Linked DNA regions of Mus musculus: region 2 is linked to region 1. The links are chromatin loops, found by intact Hi-C in ENCODE. Cell type or tissue: left cerebral cortex. All regions are shown on one strand.

Region 1 (8,000 bases):
ATCCTGGCTCTGTCCCCTGTGCCAGGAACCTTGGGGAACAGACAGGGATTTGGCAAGATTCCTAGGAAATGGATGGCGCCCCAGTGAGCATTGTGGATAGCGTTCCCCAGTGTTGCCAGACACAAGGCACTGCTGTTTCTCGCTCCTCCTAGAGAAAGGAGGGCCATTTTGGAGCAGGGTTTTAAATGGAATAGAGGGGAAAGCAATCCAATTCCCGGCATGCTCAGAACTTCATAACACAGGGAAGAATTCACCTTCCTAAAACTTCTTCTTGGGTGAGAAGTAAGGTAAATCTGGGGCCTAATTCCCCTGATTTTTCAGACTTAGCGTAGGTAGAAAACAGATCCATTGCCTTATTGACTGGTATCATTAATTCGAGGTTAGGGACCCGCAGGCCTCTCTGGAGCAGGCTCGCCTTCTCCTGCCTGCCTGCATATTACCCCTCTATCATTTTTACTCCCTCTCTGACTCCTTTGATATGGTAATGATCTTGCACAAGAAAAGCCATTTTTATGTGAGTGCTTAAGGAATTAAAGGTGAGAGAGAAGAGGCAGGGTGTTCAGAAAAATGACAGATCGTCATTAAAATCTAAGTTAGTGTAGCCCCTGTGATGACAAAGCAAGCTAGCAGGCCAAAGGGAGCTACAGGGTAGGACAGGCGGGTGCCTCTGGTGAGCATGGGGGACAGTGTTACTAACTGGCTGGCTTAGTGCTCTGCTGCTGATGTGCGCTTGCTCGCGCATTGATTTCCCTCTGCCCTCCACAGACCTGGCTGCAGTTAAGCCTTGTGTCCTCCACGTGATGCTGAGCCGAATCAGATTTTCCTTTTAGTTGTTCGATCACATTTTCCTTCCTCGAGCTTAGAAAGGCACACTTGGGACTATATAGTAATTGCCTCCCCACACCGAACTGCTGATACCTTTATTGGATTGGCATAGGGTTTCAGAGGACTGTGTTTAACAGGCAGTGAGCCGCAGCAATGCAAACAGCTCCGGTGTTTAAACAAGCATCCATTAGGCCAGGAAACAAGGCGATGCCAGACCATTTGGTGCTCTGTAATACTGGTGGCTTGAGGTGAGCTGTGAGCCGGGCAGCTACGCCCCACTTTGGAGCCTGACAGGATGGGCTCCAAGGGGAAACGCAGGATTCCCAGTGTTAGAGATGGAGCCCATTCGCCCCAGGTTTCTAGAAGAGGAAGGTGAAAGGGGAGGGGACTAGAAGTGTTGTGGCTAGGGACACGTGCAAAACTCATTAATATCTCATTATGTTAGAATTGCCAACTCCCCACAGATTGGCTTGAACACCGGCAGTGGCAAAGAACGGACTGGAGGAAAGCGCGCCCCCCCCTCCTTTTTGCAAGCCCCAGCAAGCCCCCCCCCCCCCCCCCGCTTGTTTTGCACCAAGGGAGTGGTGGTGTTGAATTTGTGAGGGAAGGCTGTGAGGAAAACCGCACAGGAGCAATAGCAAGCTGCTTGAGGGAGGGAGGCAGACAGAAAACTGTGGTTTGTAAATACACAAAGTGGCCAGCTTCTGTGTGCCAGCCAGAAGGGGGAGGGGATCCGAGCAAGCCAGAGGCTGGGAAACCCGGCATTGCAGCATCCACCGGGGCCATCCTGAAGCCTGGAGGTGGGGGAGGGGTTAGGACTTGAGGGGAGCAGTGTGAGAAATGGGGAAAGGGCTCTGAACTTCTAAGGGTCGGGAAGAAAATGAGGGGTAAACTGGATCAAAAGGAGAAGAGAGGGCAGCAGGGTCCAGCCAGAGAAAGTTGGGGAACTGTGTTCTCAGGTGCCTCAGTTGAGTAAGTAGAGCACAGAGAAGATTCTAGAGCAGACAGACGGTCTGCCTTGCCTGTTTCCAACTGCAGCCTAACTGAGCCCAAATCAGCCCAGTCTCGATGAGGGTTAAGTACTCCACCCTCATGGTAGCTCTGTGGCCATGCCCTAGCCCAAGCTTAATTCCTGCACAGCATTTATCGTTCATCGGTATACTCCAGGATGCCAGCTCTGGGGTTGGAGCCTTAGAGATGGGAAGTTGGAGCCATGCACCTCAGACAGCAAGGTCCCTGCAGACCTTTAATTTTGCTGTTAAAGGGTCAGCTGTTTCTGTCTTCTTGGATGCATCTGTACCCTCCCTCCCTCAACAAGAGGCAATTCTGTAACAAGGTGTGCCAAAGTGTAACAATTGGCCTGTAGATTATTGTAGGGAAACACCTTAAAGTCATTTTATTAATATTCTTTCAGACTATTCATTTCTGCTTTTTGTTTTTGAGAGTATTTCCTTTCTTTTATTTTTTTCTTTCTTTTCTTGAGATGGAGTTTCAAATATACCAGAGTAGGCTGGAACTCACTGTCTATCCTAGGATCCCATGCCTTTAACTCCTGAGTTCTGGGATTCCATTCCTGCTTTATGCAGTGCTAGGGAAGGAACATGGAGCCTCATACACGTTGAGCAAGTGCTCTACCCACTGAGGTCTAGCCTAGGGGTAAGGTCTGGAGTGTCCTGGCTTGCTCAGGAAGGAAGGTGTTATTTAGGGAATCTCACAACTTCCAGCCCAGCGTGAAGGGAAGACAGGGCAGGAACTCAAGGCAGGAACCTGGAAGCAAGAAGGGACTGAATCAGAGGCCATAGAGGAGCTCTGCTTAGTGGCTTGCTCTGTCTGCTTCTAATAAAACCTGTCCAGGGATGGCACCACTGACAGTGGGCTGGCCTTTCCCACATCCACTATTAATCAAGAAAGTACCCCATAGGCTTGCCTGCCTACAAGCCAATCTGATAGAGGCATTTTCTTAGTTGAGGATCCCCTACTCCCAGGTGATCCCAACTTATGTCAGATAACAGGGAAGAAGAAGGAGAAGGAAGAGGAAGAAGAGGAAAAAGAAGAGAAAGAAAGAGAAAGAAAAGAAAAGCAAAAGGAACAAAACAAAGAAAATAACCACCTCAGGGAATCCGTACTCTGCCTTTGACCCTCGGATACTGAAGTTCTAGAAGTAACAGTGCTCACAGACCCTGAAGACCAAATGCATAGACACTCAGCCCTTGTCCTAGGACCAATCAGGGAAGGAAAGGCTATAGGTGTGTGACTGAAATCATGTGACAAGATAAGATCAATTTCCAAATCTGATTTGTGAAGACCCTTTGATCTGACTTAAAGGCAATATTTTTAAAGATTTATTTTCATTACTTATGTTACGTGTGAGACTGTATGAATGTGTATGGACAAATGAGCATAGATGCCCTTAGAGATCAGAAGAGGGTGTCACAGCCCCGGGAGCTGGCAGTGGTGAGCCACCTGACATGAGTTCTGGAAACTGAGGTCTTGCCCTCCCCCAAAGCAGTGGACACTCTTAACTGACTTAATGTCATCATTAGAAGCTGTTTGTGTTCTTTAAGGATAAACAACTTGCCTCAGATTGGGCATTAGTCTGTTAGGTACAGGAGTTCTTGCAATGAGCATTTTAAAATTAATGTATTTGATAATCACAATCAAGTTTATTTGAGTTTAAAAAAAAATAGTCATGGCATGCAAATACTGCTGAGGAACAAATTTAACAAGGCTCTTTTTTTTTTCTTCCAGTGTGGCCTCTATGGTAAAAAATAGTAAAATGTGACCTTCTAGGTCTTAAAATCCATTATTCTTTTGACCTTGAGGCTTTGATGCAAAAAGCAAGAATAACAAGAGGAGAATCAGAAAATGGCTTCCTGTCAGAAAAGCACACTCTCTGTTGTTTACACACGTCGGCTTTATTGAGCTTAATTCCATCAAGCTAACAAAATGGAGAAGCAATAGTTACAGCAAACGAGGCTTCCAAGGCTTAAGCTCTTGCAGCAGGTCCCAGTGTGGACTGCACCACAGCCCACAGGAGCCTGGCCAAGTTCCTCCAGCCATTGCTTCCTCCTGCTCTGTCCTTTCCAGTGGCATGGCCAGGACCCAAGCCTGGATTTGCACGTCCCCAGCAATCATTTCCCAACATCTAAACACACCTCCCATAGTAGCTTCCTCTGAAAGGGAGAATGGAAGTCAAGTTTCACCCAAACTTCCTATGGAACACAAAAGGCCATAACATCCAAATCGCCCCTCTGAAGCACGGGGGCTACTGAGACAGCAGAATTGCCGTTGGAAGCAAAATGGGATGTAGTGATTGGTTGAAAAGAAAAAAAAAGTGAATTTCTAGCTCTTTTCAGGCTCTTGCCATGAGTAAAACTTGAAAATGAAATATCAGAAAATCCAAGATGAGATGGGCCTTAGATCTTCCATCCCCCTCCAATCCCCCGCCTTTCAGAGAGGCCGTATCTAAACCATCCCAGATGGCTGCTCTATTTTTAAAGAACTCCAGAGAAGGAGTCTCTCCCACCTCCTCAGTCACCCATCTCAGAATCTCTTGTTCCTTGCTCCCAGAATGTTTTTTTTTTGAGAGCCTTCAGCAGTGGTGGGGACGGGGAGATTGTCTTAGGGACCCTTGGGGGATTTTACCCCAGGGTGCAGGGGAGGAAACTGTGGCTTCGGGCAGTGTCTCTCTCTCTTCACTGAAAGAATTCTCTCTAATCTTAGGATTTCAGTTTTGTGAAGGAGCTTCTTGAGGGTCATTCCAAAATTCTTGGGCTTGTGATCTGTATAGCACTTCCAAAAGGAGGAAGACTGAATACATATTCATGTTTAAGACCCAGGAGAAGAACATGTTTGGGGCTATACACAGCTTCCCCGGGAACAGACTTGTCCAGGAGACTGCTCATTCATTGTACCCTTTGTTTCTCCAGTCCATCCTGGAAACCACTCAGGGGTTGGCTGAGATTCGGCCGTCTAAGAAGTAACCAGGCAAGGTCACTACCACCGAGTCTACACTCCTGTGGAGAAGAAGGTGGCCCAAGGGGAGGAGTGACAGGCGAGGGGATTATACATCATGACAAGGGGCACCATGAAGATCAAACAGATGAAAGTGAGAGAAAGAGATGGCAGGGAGGCAGAGTGGCCAGGACAACCTCAATCCTGGGAGTCTGCCCCTCTGTACAGGCAGGGAACTGCAGAGTTAGCATAGGTCATAATTGTAAGAGAGCTTTGCTACAGGAGAGGGTGGGGCCAAAATGTGTAAAGCCAACCAGCATCTCCTAAGCCATGTGACAAATTTAACTTTGATGAATGTGAAAATCTGTAGAAATTTAGACGGAAAAGCGTGACCTGAATTTTTTTTTCTTTTTTTTGTTTTGGCTATTTGGGTTTTTTGTTTTTGTTTTTGCTTGTTTGTTTGTTTTTTTGGAGACAGGTCTTTCTGTGTAGCCCTGGCTGGCCTGGAACTCACTATCTAGACCAGCCTGGTCTTGTACTCACAGAGATCCCCCTGCCTCTGCTTCCCTAGTGCTGAGATGACTTGCAGAGGATAGACTGGAGAGGGTAAGGTGGGAATCGAAGTGGCCCATACATTAACTGAACTGAGGTATGTAGGAGGGTGGGGCCACCTCTGATAAAACCTTAGAAACTCGTAAGAGTGACAGGTGTGAGGCACATGCACTGGCCACGCCCAGGTACACCTGGCTTTAACAAAATGTGTAAAGCTCAAAACTTAGAGTCACTTTTCTCGTTTTCGAGTGATTTGCCTTGAGTGTCTGTTCCACAAATGGAAAATAATGTATGAGCCTTTGACTAAGAAATGCTAACGAGACACAGGAAACCTTAATAGAAGGCTCATAGCATTAGAAGAGGTCATTTTCTCCTAACTTCCACCCAATAAAAAAAATACCTTTACAAATCCCTGGCAGATGAACATGCAGCCTGGTTAGGGAAAGTTCAAGAGACAGGAAGCTCATTAGCCTCTGGAGGCAGCTGGATCTCCCTAATCGCTTTTTCCGCCAGCTCCTCCATAGATGGAGGATGGGGTCTTTTCCCTGTTACAAGGAACCATGATCTTAGTTTCACGTCTAGACCTACACGGGGTAAACTGAGTTCTTTTCGTACCAGGGGATCACCAGCTATATAAGGGCGAGCCATGCCCTTCCTGCCCTCTCACTATTCTCACTCTCTGTTTAAATATCCCGGACTCTCCCATGTGACCTGTTTCCTGGGTGGCTTTCCGTGGCACCTGATGCTCGGCCTCCCAGAGGCCACTGCAGCAGAACATGCCTGCATCTCCCTGGATTGGAGACCTTACATTCATTAATATTCATGAGTGCAGCCCAGAGTTAAAGGAGATTAGACATGACTGAAACCAAAGGTACTCGAGAGACAGTTTTCTTGACACAAAACACAAAACTTTACAGTTGTACCTAGCAAATCTTATTAAGTAACTTGTAGGAGTCTGGTTTTGAAACTTTTGGAGATCCGGCAGTCATACTAAGAATCTGATAAAAAGCTTTGGACTTCTTTCTGAAAAAAAAAAAGCGAAACAAAACAAGATCACAAAACTCTTATTAAACACCAAGCCATCTTTCTAAGCCTCCCACAAAACTCTACATACAACTTCTCAGGGTCTCCAGAGTTCCTAAAATCCATTTTTTGTAAGCCTTCATTTTAAGAAGTCAGCTGTGCCAATATTCTGTAATCCTGATTCTGTCATTCAGAGCCTTATGTCTGTATATCTCTGTGTCAGTGGCAGAACACCCACAGGGTGGGTAGGAACACTGTCGAAATCCTGCAGTTACAATCAAACTACTACAGGAAAGTGACGGAGTCTTTAGGCTCTATCAGTGGGTCATTTGCTTCTGTGACCTCAGCGAGCCTCTACAGACACTGGTCACATTGCCCAGCTTCACTGTGGAGGTGTGTTAGTCCACAGCTTTCATGATGGCGGCATGCCTTAGTAAAGTCCCCTAGAAGGAGAAAACTTTGTCTTGGATCACTATTATGAAGGTCTCCGTCCAAGGTTCTCTGGGCCTGAGGTTTTGAGTTGGTGATGGCTTAGTGAAGCACGGTGGTGGAGTGCGTGCTGGGGCTGTCTGCTCATTGTATGAGAAACAGAATGGGGAGGGGAAGACCAGAGAATCAACATCGCAGTGACTTCACTTGCTCCCATTAAAGCCCCACATCCTTAAGTTCCAGTTGTGCCACAGGCAGGCTCGCCAAGCCTTCAGCACCCGTGCCTTTGGGAGACATTTGAGATCCAAACCTCAGGCTGGGGAAGGATGCTCAGTTCCTAAGGTGTTTGACTCGAAAGCATGAGGACCTGAGTTCAGTGTCTCTGGAATCCACACAGAAAAGCAAGGCATGACGGTACACGTTTGTAATCCCAACACTGAGAACGCTGAGACAAGCAGATGCCTGGGGTGTGCTAGACAGTGGAGCCCACTGGGGACCAACAGGGACCCTGTCTCAGAAAGTGAAGTAGAAGGTGCCTGAGGGGCAGCACGGAGGTTGTCCCCTAGCCTCCATATGTACTACACACACACACACACACACACACACACACACACACACGTACATCTATGTGCGAGCCTTCCAAACCATGAAAAGGGGCACGTGAAATTTAAATATGTCAACAAGTGAATGTGACAGGGAGTGTGAGGCAGGGGCATCGTAGTGTGAAGTTTTGCCATGACAGCAGTGAGTTGCTGGCGGTCTTCTCTGACTTTAAGGGTTGGGGCTAAGGTGAACTAGAGAGCTCACAGCTGTCCAGATGCTCGTGAGCAGGTTGGGGGTTCCTGGGAAGTGTGTGATTCTGTCGGTGGCTCTGCAGCGTTCCTGGAAAGTGCTTGTCTGAGTGATCTGTCATCACTTGCACAGGTGGCTTGCTATGCGCCATGTCGTTCTCTTTGGAGTTGGATTAGCTGAACTCGTGACGACGTGCAGTTGGACCTCTGCAAAAACAGCTGCAGAGCTGGGTTGTGAGCACCGCAGAAGACTGTCTGGCCTGACAGGAAATCCACTTGCGGAGGAGAGCACTTCCTCCTGTGCCCTTGGAGGGAGCACTGTTCTGAGGGACAACTTCCTTTGCTTCCTCTCTTGCTTAAGAGCCATGCTGTCATTGGGGAATGAACAATGCCTTTCACTCTCAAGTGGCGAGGCCTACCATGGGA
Region 2 (8,000 bases), 97 kb after region 1:
TCCATACAAGCCAGTTAGAAGAAAATAATCCCCCTCATGTGGCGCTAGCTTTGCCCATATAGCCATCTAAATGACTGTAGACGTCATACCTGCCTTCCCTCAGCCAAAGTTGACCAGGTAATGTGATGAGAGACTGTGACGCTTCTGTGTTGGGAAGAAGCTGCCGAGGGTCCAACCTTCCTCTTAGTCTCACATCCAAGGGTTCACTTAAGCTGCTTGCGGTTCTTCTCTGCCTCCTCTCCCTCCTGCCTTCTGTGATCACTGAAGGTACAGAGCTTCTTCTCTTGCCTCAGTGACCCACACACTGCAGGGAGTCAGAGCCGCAGCCCCTAAGTTCTCTCCAGCTGGATAGCCTGGAGCACTCGCTGCTGTCCTTGGCCACCAAGACTTCTCTCTGTTGCCCTGGTACAACCAGATGCCAACTGAGCCAGAAATTATTTTCCCAGATGTTCATAAGTTCCCCCATTTGGTGGCGATTTCATTTTGCCCTACATTTTAGCTGTTTACCTGTTTGACTTTGGTTTGTGTCAGTGCTAAGAACTACAGCAGAAACCTTGTTCATGCCAGACAAACGCTGTATCACCAACCCCAAGTTCTCCAGCATGTTTGCTGGGAGCAGCAAAGGCTAAGGAATAGAGGGGATGTGAACTAGGAAGAGGCTGGGACAGATTCCTATTCTTCCATGGGCAGGCCAAATGGTTTCATACAGCAGGCACTTAATAAGCACTATAATTGGATATATACAACATACTGCATGAGTTCCAACTTGATACAGTTCACACCTGTAGTTCTATGTAAGATAGAGTCTTTGAAATTAGAAGGAGCTAAAAGATCCCAATTGTGAAGTCTATTCAATACCTATTCTATTCTATAGCTATAGCTATAACGATCGCTGACATTTTAGAGTGTGTGCTGCTTTCTAGGCTATAAACTAAGTTCCTTCCATGCACTACATTATTAGATTGTCCCAGCTCAAGGAAGTGGGCTTCGTGATGGGTAAAAGAATATTTTGCAGTGATTTCTCCAGCTCTTATTGATATTCAATGGTATTTGATCATTTTCCTATTCCTAAGAACCTATAAAATAAATCAATTCTGGTGAGCTTGGCTTTTTTCTAGTGTAACTGGAGGCAGTGATGGTACAGCCTCAGTGACTACAGAAAACGTCATCACCGAGGTTACTCTTGATGTGTATTTATGATCATACGCTGTGTGCCAGATACTTAGGAAATGCTGGAGACAGAAAATGGAGATTGCCCCTAACTTCATGGCTATATCAGTAACCACAGAAACAGACAGCAGTGAACCAAGCATGCAGACACTTAGTGATCGTCCCCAAAAAGTCGGTGCTGGGAAGAAAAGACACACAACACAGCTGTGAGTTTGAATAAACAGTGGACGGAGATGGGGCTCTGTCTAGAAAGGCTTCTCTGAGACCCGAAGACCAGTGGTGACAGTCCTGGAAGTGCTGCTTCAGGCCCAGCAGCTGGAGCATCACACAGGGACCTGCAGGAATCACAAGTGACTGGTTCCCTCAGACCCACGAAACCAGAGACTCCACAGTGGTGGCTGGCCAGCTTTGTTCCTTTAAGTCTGAGAAATCTTTTTTTATTTCCTTTGTGTGTGTGTGTGTGTGTGTGTGCGTGTGTGTGCTTGTGTACTTGTGGTTGAAGAGTATGTATGTTCTGGGTGTGCTCACACACACACACACACACACACACACACACACACACACACGGTGCATGTAGAGTCCAGAAGTTGACCTCAGGTGTCTTCATCCATCAATCTCCACCTTATTGACTGAGGCAGAGATGGATGCTGAACCCAGAGCTTGCTGGCTGAGCTGGTTTAGCAAGTTCGCTTACCCCAGGGATTGCTTGTTTCCTCTTGTGGGGCTCTGTCATTACAGGCTGTCACACCCCATGGCTTTTTGGTGGGTGCTAGGGGTCCCAGGTTTGTGTGGAAAGTGCTTTATCCATCAAGCCATGTCTCCAGTCCCTCTTTCTGTACTTTATCGTCTTGGGGTTTCAAGATGGACCCTCACTCTGTATTCCGGGCTGGCCTTAAACACAGGGCAATCCCCCTGCTTTGGCCGTCCAAATGCTGTGATTACAGGCATGTGCCACTATTTCTGTTTGTGTATGTTGCTTTTTAATGCTTTTACTTTTTATTATTAACACATAGTAGCTGCACATACATACAGGATACAGTGTGACATTTCAACACATGCATATAATATATAATGATCCATTCAGGGTGACTGTCATATTTGTCACTTCAGACAAAGGTCACCTCCTTCTCTGGGGAAGAGCCAGAGTCCTTTGTGTCAGCCATTTTGAAATTTTATGGAACGGCTGTCAGTTGCTGTTGTACCACAGTGCTAAAGAATGTTTAAAGTTACTTCCTCCTGAAGGGCCCTCCTCGAGCCATGAGCATCCTCTCCCATCCCTCCTGCTCCTGATCCCGGGCTCAAGTAACCATTATCCTACTCTCTGTTTCTGTGAGAGCAACCCTTTAGCTTCCGGGTATGTGTGAACACGATGCTGTTCTATTCCGGACTTATTTCCTCCATTCCAGCCTTGTTGCCATGAGTGGCAGAAGTGTACATTATACAACAAAGCAACCTTCCACTATTATGCGATAAGATAGTGTTGCACAATGTTGTGCAGTAAGATAGTGAGACAGCTAGGAGATTGGGATGGACTCTGAAGTTTGGGGACCAGTACTCAAGCCTCAAAAGTGGTGTCGGGATGGGCTAAGACAGAACGTGGTGACTAGGAAAAAGCGTGTCGTGACGTCCTAGGGCTTAGAGGGACACAGCTCATGGGCAGGGAAAAGTGAGGTGGGGTGAAGCTGGGAAATAGTCTGGGGTCACGTCATTTCCAGGATTCTACCCGCTGTGCTAACAGTGAAGAGAGGCCGCTGAAGACTGACAGGCAGGCTGTTCTAGTGCAGTTGTAGTTGCATTTTTGGAAACCTCCATCTGACCACACAGCTGGTGGAGGGGAGTGGGCACGGAGAGAATTATTTGGAAAGAACTTTAGCCCTATAATTTGAAGGCTGAGAGAACGGGGTGAGAAGAAAGAAAGACAGGAGTAAGTGAATGGAATTCAGTACAATAGACACCGCGCCCTGGAGGCCTACAGTAAGGGCCTTGCTGATATTGGAAAATGGACCTTGAAGGAGAGGGATGTATTGGTTGGAGCCTAGGTTCCTGACTTTTAAAATCAGAGTGACATTGATGCCCATAGGCCCTGAGAGAATAGACTGTCAGAGGAACGTCATGGCTGGGGTCTGCCCTAGAGGGATCCTGCAATATCATACACTTGCAAGGAACTAGAAAGAGGGAGACCCGCCCAGGAACTCTAAGGCTACAGAGGGACCACCTCAGCCCTTCCAAGGGTAGAGCGTTAGCGTCTGGGGCGACAAAGCAGTTGAGCGTCCCCCTGTCATTGTGGCTGCTTATAGCCCCGGTCTGGGAAAAGGTAAAGCTTAGGGGAACAGAAACTTGGCCTTTTCCTCATTTTCAGCTTTCCAAACCAAGCAGAGGCGGGCCATTTTCAACAGACACTACTGCCAATTAGAAGAGGCAAAAGACCAGCACAAAGTAGGCTCCCAAGATCTAGCCAGTTGAACTGAACCAAAACCATCCGCTTCCTGGGCCCCGAGAAGGTGCAACATGTCACAGGTCCTCAAGGAGAAAGGGGCTGGCAGGGAGGACCCCTGCATGAGAATTAAGACCTCTGTGACCCCCATCTGTTCCTCCTCTCCTCTCCCTCCTCTCCTGCTGCCATGGAGACCAGTCTGGAATGGCAGTAAGCCTTATGCCCCAGAGAAAACAATACAGTGTTTGAAGAGTGGAAGTTGGCCTCTAAGCACAAGCTCTGTCGCCCATCCCCCACAGCCCAGGATTCTTACAAAAGGCAGCTTTTTCCGCTAGAGGGTCAGAGCTCTGCTGTCCATCGATCTGCGTCCACTTTGTCCCTCGCTACTTCCGACTTGTTCATTTTTGAACTCACACCACACAGCCTGAGTGTCATGGGTCTGTTTAGTCGGAGAGGTGCTGATGTGACCGCGTCCCTTCTGCTCAGTGGCACAGAGCATCCCGCTCCTTTTTGTGTCTTTGAACCGCTGCTGTTGACTCACAGGCTGGAGCGGTTGGGCTGGGCTGAATTAGAAACAATGTAATCAACATCTCTATTTTTATCTCTGCTCTCTCCCCTCCCCACTGACTCACGGTTCTCTGTCTCAGAGCCCGGGATCTTAAAAGACTTGCATTAGATCCAGGGTGAATACGCACAGATGTGGTGTTTCTGCCATTCAAAGCCAGGAGTGGTTTTTCTTTTTCTTTTTTTTTTTTTCCTGATGCACTGGGCCCACACGTCAGTAGTGTTATTTATTGCCGTTCACTGCCATCTTCTTTGTGGCTGTGTTACAGCTCAAGCTGCCTTTCCCTCCTGAGGTCTAAGATAAATTTTGCAGACAAGGGAGGAACCCGGGTCTGATTTCTGAAATGAATCTTCAGAGAAAACTTCAGCACTGAACTAAAACTTTTAACTTTTCCCAGTTAATTCGGGAAGCCTGACCTGGAATCTACAGAAAGCAAAAACTAAATACAATATAGTAGTAGGTCCCCCCCCCCAAAAAAAAACCACCCCAACGATGAAGGATCTTTTTTTCCTGCCTAGACTTCTGCATGTTGATGTGTATTTTTAAATTTTTAATTCTATAGACATAGATATGCTAAGTGCTTGGAATTCTGAAGCCTTAGATTTGAGTCCCAACCTGATATTGCTTGCTATTTATAATCTTCAGCTGACAACTTAATTCCTATTTTTAAGATTTTTTTTGGTTTTATGATTATGTCTGCCTGAATGTATTTATATGCATCACATATGTGCAGGTGCCCACAGAAACCAGAAGAGGGCACTAGATTCCCCTGGAAGTAGATATACAATGATTGTGAGCCGCCCAGTGTGGGTGCTGGGAACCCAAACTGGGAATTCTCCAAAAGAAACACTCCTAACTGCTGAGCCATCTCTACAGTCCAAACATGTCATTTCTCCATGTCTTACTTTTCTGTTTTGTGAAATGGAGTTTGACCTCTCAAACATACGTTATATATCTTATAGAATTGTTCTGAGGATTAAAAAAAAATCTAACGAAAAAGCTTTAAAAATCTAGATTTCGTGAGGACTTTAAAACAAGGGCCAGCACATAACAATCTGTCCAAAAACAAATTAAAAAGTTGGCTATTTTCGTGCCTCAGGCCATATCTACCCGACTTAAGAAAAGTAATTCATCTTTAAAAGAATTTTCATGGGCCAGGGTGGTAGTTCAGTCAGTAAGGTGCTCAGGCATGGTGACCTATTTGGTCCTCACTATTCACATAAAAAGCCAGCCGGGGTGACCTGTGCTGGGAAAGAGGAGCTATCCTGGGACTCAATGATGAGCCAGCCTAGCCTACTTTATGAGCTCCAGGCCAGTGAGAGACCCAGTCTCAAGAAATCAGGTAGGCAGTGTGTGAAGAACATCCAAGGTTGCTTTCTGGCCTACACACACACACACACACACACACACACACACACACACACACACACTCTCCTTTAACAAGCACAGAACACCTCGGGATGTTGCCTTATCTATTCCAGAATTTATGAGCCATCCTTCTACAGAAACTAAGGGAACCCTGTGTTACAGAACGGACCTATTTTTCTTTCTAGCATAAGCGCAGCCTCTAACTCCCCAGTCTGCCTTTCCTAGAATTTTATTCTCATTTCATCAAAATTGGTTTTTGTGTTCTGTATCCAAGGGTACTTACACGTTCTTCTCCAGATAATTGTATTTTACATGCAGTGACTTTTTCTTGGCTTAGCTAATGTCACCTCATTAGACTAGACTCTAATGATGCTCTTTCTTTTCTACAGTGCAGCCATGACAGTAGCCTGGGAAACTCTCTGCAGAAGTTATCCTTTCTCTTCACCTGGGTCTCCCCATCACCTTGAGCCCTGCACACTTTACTAACTGAAGGGTTAGAATCCAAGGAGGGAGGTTCACAGAACCCCAATGCAAATAAAAGTCAGGCAGTCTCTGGAAAGCTCCCAGCCGCCCTGTGCGTCCCAGAAACTGCAGTAACCTAGTAGGTTAACACATCTTAGGAGTCACACCCTCTTTGCAGCTATCCCCGCTGTTCCAAAACTGCCTGAACCACAGAGCTTCATGCAATGTGCCATACCTGCACCACCGCCACAAACCAACACTCTGGGACTCTTGGGCACAGATTCAGAGAGATCAAGGTACCCGATCTCCCGTGTGGGAAAAGCTCACAGGAGGGCAGCGGAAGCTTGAGGCAATGAGATGCATCCTGTCACCGTCATCCCATGTAGGGGTTCAAGGCTAACTAACTACTTGGGTCTTTTGGTATTCAGCCTGTATCATTATCCAGGCACCACGTTTATATGAGAGGTTACTAAGTGAGTGTGATGAGAAGGGTTGGTCCTCACAACTCTCTCCTTTCTATCTTGTTTCTGCTTCCCAAAGCTTTCAAGTATTTCAGCTGTTTCTTCTGGGGTGAATCTGTTTCTAAAAGTATCCCCGTGGTTGATCCTTCGTTTCTCAAGCATGGAACGCAGGGAATTGTGCTCAGCTCTTCCACTTCTCCAGCAAGCTTCCTCTCCCCCTCCTTCGAAATTATAACTCCATGTATATTATACATTATATATGTATATATGTGTGTGTATATATATATGTATATGTATATATATATATATATATATATCACATGTCTAGGTAAGGTTTGTATTAGTGTGCATATGAGTCTGTGCATTCAATAGCTAAATAAATATTTTTCGTAAATGAGACAAATAGTGGACTTTGCCAACATTTCTACTGGGTACAATTTAGGACTTTTGTATCATTGCTGGTTGTTTTCTGTGTTGTTCACTCTTTGCCTCCTGTTCCCAGCCGTAAGCCATCCACAGAACCTTCACCTTTTGCCATTCATTTGCAGACATGCGATACAGGATGAGTTTCTTTGTCTTCAAGGACACTCCTGTGCCCTTCAGCTTCCGTCTGCAGAGGTGCTAAGATGGCTGGGAGCCGGTGGCAGAGCCCTTTGCTGCATTGCTCCTGTGTGGGATCCCTTGCTTGCAGATTCCCCGTCTCTTCTAGCTCCGTTTAGAAACCCATTTCAGGGAAGTGCCTTTTCTGATCACTGCCTGACTGCTATAACTTAGAAAACGTGTTCACTGGAAGGAGCTGACAGCAAATTACACTTCAAGGACTTTATTAGGAGAGAGTATGTCACTGCCGTGCGCAACCATGGTTGGACCTTGAGTGGGAGGGGCTTAGAAAAGATGGAACATTGTACTGCAGACAGTGCAATGAGGTCTTGAAGGGAGAGGGAGACATAGAATCATGGCTATGAGCAGCCATGTGGCCTACTAGACGATATTAGGAGCCTCTAGATCCTTTGTTCCCTTCAGATTCCTATGACAAATGGCATTTCTCTGTCTTGGAAGGTTTCAGGGCACCAGGGTAAGTCCCACACCATGTGACCTTGCCTGACCTAACCTATGTACCAGGAGCCATGAAAGCAGGCAGTAAGTAGGACCATGAGCATATCTCACATCTGTAAGGACGATGGGCAGCCTGCAAGGCCACATCTGTCCCAGAGAGAGAGGCAGGGAGCAGGGCCTGAGGGAAATGGGCAGCTACAGGTCTTTGATCTAACGCTGAGGAGAGAGGAGAGATGGTTTTTTGAGCACTTGCACGTGGGGAGGTCGATTCATACTTAGTCTAACTGAATGTAGGACACCAAGCTGCAAATGCCTTTAAAAAGGAAGTCTGAACCTCTCCATGCTTCACAGGAACGGAGGTGAACCGCCTCTGTTCCTGTCAGAAAGCTGACTCTGCCCCATTCAGACCCCCTCAGGAAGCTTCCAGAAGCTTCCCATTCAGACCCCCTCAGGAAGCTTCCAGAGGCTTTCAGAAGCTTCCCAT

Evidence for each region. Peaks named below come from ENCODE experiments on the same cell type or tissue, not always from the same donor. Only the 100,000 strongest peaks of a DNase experiment are listed, where the experiment ranks them.
Region 2: a loop joins it to region 1, with 2.0 times the contacts of the local background. A loop is called at or near these places in 2 of 42 quality-filtered maps.

The regions. Positions count from the first base shown.
Region 1 is chr3:51,881,993-51,889,992 of GRCm38, reverse strand. The region is part of intron 1 of Maml3 (mastermind like transcriptional coactivator 3); the gene reads left to right. Among named protein-coding and RNA genes, the nearest start is that of Gm46803, 180 kb to the right of the region's middle. In left cerebral cortex, no CTCF peak of the experiment used is centred here; DNase peaks (open chromatin) are centred at 1,493, 3,898, 4,298, 7,874 and 2 more places; H3K27ac peaks cover 1,636 bases.
Region 2 is chr3:51,785,074-51,793,073 of GRCm38, reverse strand. The region is part of intron 2 of Maml3 (mastermind like transcriptional coactivator 3); the gene reads left to right. Among named protein-coding and RNA genes, the nearest start is that of Gm46803, 81 kb to the right of the region's middle. RefSeq lists an enhancer at 1,205-5,222. In left cerebral cortex, a CTCF peak has its summit at 4,947 (motif pointing right); DNase peaks (open chromatin) are centred at 3,936 and 4,157; H3K4me3 peaks cover 740 bases; H3K27ac peaks cover 1,315 bases.